Linked DNA regions of Homo sapiens: region 1 is linked to region 2. Evidence: chromatin contacts called from ENCODE Hi-C or POLR2A ChIA-PET data. All regions are on one chromosome and are shown on one strand. The core of a region is the stretch at or near the end of the contact, and the rest is flanking DNA. Distances in the headings are between cores, read along the strand shown.

Region 1 (2,932 bases), core at 73-2,572, 48 kb after region 2:
TCCTCATCTCTGGTGACAAAAACGTTTCTTTCCCCCCGGGGACAGGGAGAAAAGGGAGGAGGTCAGAGTTTGTCTTTTGTATCAGCTGTTTTTCAAGTGAGAGTAACCCTTATGCTGAAATGGCATATTTTGGTGTGGCATATTCTGTCCCTCTTCAAAGATACATGAGACGACATATGCAAAGCATTTTGCATTGTAAGATGCTTATTACTGTCACTTCACAGATGGGAAATGAGATCTAGGCAACTCTCAGGGTCCAGCCACCAGAAGGTTGAGGAATGCGGGCTCTAACCTACATCTGTCGACTCCAAAGCCACACAGCCGCCCACACAAGGTAGCTCTTTTCCTCACCTCACCCCCTGAGCTCTGGAACACCTTTGTTCTGCCCAAACGAGAATGAAGCAGCAACGGAGGCAGCGGCAGGGGAACTGTAAGGTGGCCCCAAACTCAGACTGTCCCCAAGTTGGAGGCCTGCTAGGGCCTGGGAGCACAGCAGTCCCCCACCAGGGAGTCTTCCCTTCCCCACCTGCCCACTGCAGACTGGGCACCCCTGCTGCATGTGTCTGACCTCTGTGAACCTCAGTTTCCCCAACATACAATAACCCTGACAGTCTGTCATTCTGTGCTTCTGTGACGTCAGCCTTAGGAGTTATCAGGGACCCAAACTTGGGCTTCACAGGGGGCAGGATGGAGGCCCTGCCACTCGGACCAGACCAGGTTGTGGTGAGGGGCAAGGGTGGTGCCTCCAGGCACCAATCCAGAGTGACCTCACTCTCTGCAGGCTCCCCTGGGGCCCTGAGGGAGGGTGGGGTGCTGGACAGGCCTGCTAGATGGGAGCAGGTTTGGAAGGAGGTTTAGGAAGGGTGCGGTGGGGAAGGTGTGCCGCTCAGGTTCAGTGTGATCACTAGAGAGGGGCACGCCTGCCTGCATCGTCTGCCATGCCAGACAGGGCAGGACAGCTTCTCCCCCAGCCTGGGCCTTTAGGATCCACTGTGTGACCATCCTGAGCCCCTTAGCAAGGTGTGAGCGGGGTTGGACACCCTCCCCTCAACATCCATCTAATGTCAGCCACCAGCCCTGCCTTGCTGCATGATGGGAAATCAGGGTAAGGGAGCCAAACCCCAGCTGCTCTCAGAGCTGTGAGGACAAGAGTGGAAAACCTGCCCTCACAGGCCCAGCTGGCCAGAGGGCTTGTCTCTTTCAGTCGCCCTCCCCCAGAGGGAGCAGGAGCAGACAATGGCCACCATGACTCACCAGTGAGCCATCTTCCCCTCCCCACCCCTCCAGCCTGGCCCATGACAGCTTAGCTTGTCCTCCAAGGGAGCTGCAGCCCAGCCTCCCAGGGCCGCCAGCTTCCTCTCTCTTCACCCAACCTGGCTCCCCCCCTGCTTGTGCAACACCACATCAGAGGGTTGTGAAGTGGAGAGGGAGGAGTTTGACAGCTGCAGACCCAGGCAGACAGAGCAGACTCCTTTGTGAAGGAGATAGAGGCTGCAGGGGCCCAAGTCCAGCCTGTACTCCCCTGCCCTGACCCACAAGGCATCACCCAGTCTCCCCAAACCCTAGGGAAGTGGTCATTGTCATTTATTTGTTCCTTTCTTAGATAGAGCTTGGATCCTGTCTGCAATTTATTCCTTCCTGCAAAACCAAGTATGTGAGGCAGAGGAAAGTCCTATTCCATTCCAGGAGGGACAGGGCTCCCTGTTGGAAAGTATTTCCTTTTGCTAAGTTTCTATCTGCCTCCCGGGTAGACTCCACTAGGCAGTATTTCAAGAAGTTAACGCACTTCCAATCCCCATCTAACCTATATTCTTTGCCGCAAGCCAAATACCCTTAGTTCTTTCAGTCATTTCTCCTAAGACATGGATTTAAGACCTTTTGACAGCTTGGCCTGTATCCTCTGGAAACATTTCCATTTACCCAAGTTCTTCTTAAAACATTATGTCTTTGTCCAGGTGCAGTGGCTCACGCCTGTAATCTCAAAGTGGAGGCTGAGGGAGGAGCATCAGTTGGGTCCAGGAGTTTGAGATCAGCCTGGGCAAGATGACAAGACCCCATCTCTAGTTAAAAAAAAAAAAAAAAATTACTGATTCTCACCAAAAAAAAAAAAAAAGCCAGGCGTGAAGACATGGGCCACCTACTTGGGAGGCTGAGGTGGGAAGATCGCTTGAGCCTGGGAGATCAAGGCTCTTGAGCCTGGGAGATCAAGGCTGCAGTGAGCTGTGATCACGCCACTGTACTCTAGCCTACGCGACAGAGTGAGACTCCATCTCTAAAAAAACGAAACTAACCAACCAAAAAAAAAAAAAAACCACAAAAAGCATGTTGTTTTGAACAGAGCGCAGTGCTCCAGCTAAGGTCAGGCCAGCACAGAGGGTGCTAATGAAATTCACCTCGCAGGCTCTGGCACTGTGGTTCTCATGAGCTCTGTTAGCTTGCCGGTATTTTCAGACCCACATAGGCATGTCCTTGTTGAGCAGGTCACTTCGGTTCATGAATACGGCCACCAAGGATTTGAGGCCCCTCTGCCTGCCCCCCATGGAGGGAGCCCTAGGGCTCAGATGGTGGCTCTTAACAGACCTCAATGGTCTGATGAAAACTCTGCATCCTCTTCCAAGAAAAACGCATCTACTCAAAAATTCTCTATATGACACCAGGACTCCCTGCAGACCATCCTCAGACCCCAGGTTAGGAATTTCCATCTGGAAGCTGATACTCAAAAATAAATTCTGAGGCAGCCTCCCTATTCAAACTGTGGGGCTCAGGGCAAATTCAAAGTAATAAAGTAATAACCTCTCACACGAGTGCTGTGCTCGACAACTCACAATACACGTTCACGTACATTGCTGGGATAGACCCTAGGGTCTGGATTATAATCGAATAAAGGAGGTCAAGGCCCAGAGAGGTCCAGTGACTTGCTCAAGGTCACACA
Region 2 (2,965 bases), core at 171-2,670:
CAGCCTGGCCAGCATGGTGAAACCCCGTCTCTACTAAAAATACAAAAAATTAGCCAGGCATGGTGGTGTGCCCGTATAGTCCTAGCTGCTCGGGAGGCTGAGGCAGGAGATTTGCTTGAACCCGGCAGGCAAAGGTTGCAGTGAACGGAGATCACGCCATTACACTCCAGCCTAGGCGACACAGCAGGACTCTGTCTCAAAAAAAAAAAAAAAAAAAGAACAGTTATTTTTAAACCAAATGACTAAAGGCTTCCTTATTCCAGCCAGGTTAACTGAGTGATGTCCACCAGGGAAAACAAATCTGGCTGTAAGGACATGAGCCCCCTCCCAAGCCCTCCCTAAGCCATTTGTGAAGACATCACATACATTCTGGCTCCTTGGTCTGTGTTCATCTCCTTCCAAGCCAACTCAATCTTGGCGGTTACTAAGATAATAGAGTGAGAAGAGGGTTTAAACTGCAGCAGGAGAAATCTGAGTTAGACACAAGAAAAGGCTGTTGGAGCATTTGAAATCTTTGTGAAAGGTTATGTCTTTGGAAAAGGTAGTCATCTAAGGATTAAAATCACCTTTGTAAGATGGATTTGTAGAGACTTGGATAGTGGCTGCTCAGAAAATAAATGAACAAATAATTTACCTAGCTGTCTTCCATGTTGGTGTTGAGGCCTCTGCCAGGTAATGTTAGGGACACAGAGATGTAGGAGCTGTAGCTCCTGCTGTCCAGTCACTCATATTGTCATCAAGGGTTCCATCCGTCAGCAGGTGAGAAGTTGGATAACAGTCAGACAAAGCACTAGAAGCGATGTCACAAGGCAGTACACGATTAATTGCAAAATGAGTGGTGCAGATAATGAGCGCTTATGTGTTCAGAGCAGGGCGAGATCGCTGCAGACTGGTGTGATCAGAGAGGGCTTTATGGAGTGGCGAGGTGGTGAAGGATGGGTAGGATGCAAAGAGGCAGAGAGAGGGCACGCCATGCTGGGAACTTTAATAAAAGTCTTCTATGTTGGTGTGTGCTGAATCAGTTCTGCCTAAAGACATGGTGGATGAGGTGACCTTTTCCCACTTGCTTTGGCTCCAGGCTGAATTCTCTAAGCAATAAAGGAAAGAGGAATCAAAATAAAATTGAGAATGGGGGAATTTTTTGCCCGTGTGCCCATGAGTTGAGTTTTTTTTTTAAAATTTCATCTGTGAGGCTGGGGAATAAATAAATGATTCCAAAAATCTTTCATCACTGGGTTTCCAGTAGAAACTCCAAGTGGGCCTGAACAGTTGCAGCTGCCTACTGTACACCACTGTGATCATCAGCGCCAAACCTGGGGTAATGGTTCCTCTCCTGCTCCCACTCAGGCTCCCCACCCAGAGCTTCTTAAGGGCAATTGGAGACTTCTTCAATCCACTTTGGATCCTAAGAGTAGAACTCTGTGGGTTTTTACAGTGATTAGTTCTCTAATGCTGGCCCTGTTTCCATAGAGACCCTATAAATAGAGGAATGTTGGCGACCTAGGCTGGCAAAGGCTCAGGGTGACCCAGTCACCCCACTGAACCCTCACAGCCAAACTGTTGGTAGGGCGGAAGGAGTTTCAAACCCAGGTAGGAGGAAGGGCTATGCAGTCAGCTGCCAGGTGGGATAATTAGCTATAGATTAGTGTGACTTTAAGCTTTCCTGGGATTTGTTGAGAACACACGTACCTGTAAAAATTAGAAACCACTTTTGGTCATTTTTAACCAGATGGTGCCAATGACACTGTACCCCAAGGCATTTTAGTTTTGTATTCATGCAGCTGTGTTTGCAGATTTTGGAGCAAACTTCCCCTTTGGGGGACCCACACCCAGGGAGAAAGACGGATGAAGCCCAACTGTTCAGAAACCACAGCCTTCTCAGGAAGGATCTTTCAGAAGCCATCTAGTCCTCCCTTTTTTCCTGAAAGGACAGTGCCACCCAAGGAGATGGGGCTCTTCCTGCCCTTTCAGATAGTTCCAGGGGAGGGACAGCCAACTCCCCTCACTTCCTTCCCCGGGGCACCTCACCCTGGGAGGCTCTCCTTTCTGACTACCTTATGGCCAGTTCTGGGGACGGCACTTCTTGCTTCGGTCTTACAGATCATGAAAGCCCTGTTTGTTTGCCACCTCTAACTCTGAAGCATCTCAGCTCTCTAATGCATGGCTTCATTTGGCCACCAAAATGGTTTCTGGCAGCCAGGGAAAAGCAAAAGTCAATGTGGAAAAGCAAGTGACATTTTAGGAGCTGGAACCTGTTAGTCAGAGCAGGTGGTGCTTTCTGCTGCGTTGGCGGCTAAGTTCCCTTAAGCTAGTCACCATGGTTTTCCTCACTTCTGAAACTTGTAGCTGGTTATGTGTATGTGCTGAGTTTTTTTTTTTTAAAACACTTACTGTGTTATGTCAAAACTCCTTAACCATCTCCTCCCTGACACCCACATGCAGAAGCGGCCCAGCCCTTGCGTCACTTTGCTGTTCCCGCCTCGCACCTTATCAGTGAGGAAAAACCCCTTCATTTGGAGTAATCTCCTCTCTCTGCACCTTGTTCTTTGACTTCCTTTTTGTTATTTCCCTCCTGCCTGCCTCAGACTTTAATAGATTCCTCGGTCTGCTGGGACAAAGGTCCTGGGGTCTCCTGGTCACTTTCCCTAGGTTTCCTTCAGCTGCAGGACAGCTCAGGGAGGTGGGAAGTAAAGACTTTATAGTTGAGGGTCTTGTCCCATAACATGGGATGGGCAGGTCACAACAGCAGTTCAGGGGACCTAACAACCCTTGACCCAGGCATTTTTGTTTGGCGCCTGCCTCTGATACTATTCTGGGACACATGCAAATACCCTATCTACTTTAAATCTTAAGTCTTGAAATCAGTGTATGGGCCCATGAAGGTAAATTCAATTAGAAGTCGGGGGTTTCTCTGTGTGGCTTGGATGAGCCACTTAGCTATGCTGTGCCTCCGTTTCTTCATCTG

The links. A loop is a pair of places that touch in the nucleus more often than their neighbours do. ChIA-PET counts read pairs that join two places held with the same protein, here RNA polymerase II (POLR2A). Pooled maps may share reads with other maps.
Region 1: a pooled map shows a loop between it and region 2 (4-fold over the local background). The contact joins the enhancer-like site here to the promoter of TMCC2-AS1 in region 2. A Hi-C loop is called at or near these places in 5 of 168 maps with a recorded cell type or tissue (CD4-positive, alpha-beta memory T cell, CD8-positive, alpha-beta T cell, OCI-LY7 and 1 more), 1 of 37 single-sample maps with no recorded cell type and 10 of 50 pooled maps. POLR2A ChIA-PET finds 5 or more read pairs at or near these places in 23 of 52 experiments (AG04450, B cell, CD4-positive, alpha-beta T cell and 18 more).

Annotation. Positions count from the first base shown.
Region 1 is chr1:205,283,614-205,286,545 of GRCh38, forward strand. No RefSeq gene overlaps it. Among named protein-coding and RNA genes, the nearest start is that of NUAK2, 37 kb to the right of the region's middle. RefSeq lists an enhancer at 885-984. Within about 2 kb of position 1,323, at least 27 of the 41 ENCODE cell types and tissues checked have a DNase peak (open chromatin) inside an H3K27ac peak, as active enhancers do; they include B cell, CD4-positive, alpha-beta T cell, CD8-positive, alpha-beta T cell and 1 more, where a contact is called at or near this core.
Region 2 is chr1:205,235,871-205,238,835 of GRCh38, forward strand. It overlaps TMCC2-AS1 (TMCC2 antisense RNA 1), which reads right to left and starts at 1,421. Exons shown (of 3, transcript NR_183258.1): 1 at 1,314-1,421; 2 at 635-1,088. All of the region lies in intron 1 of TMCC2 (transmembrane and coiled-coil domain family 2), which reads left to right.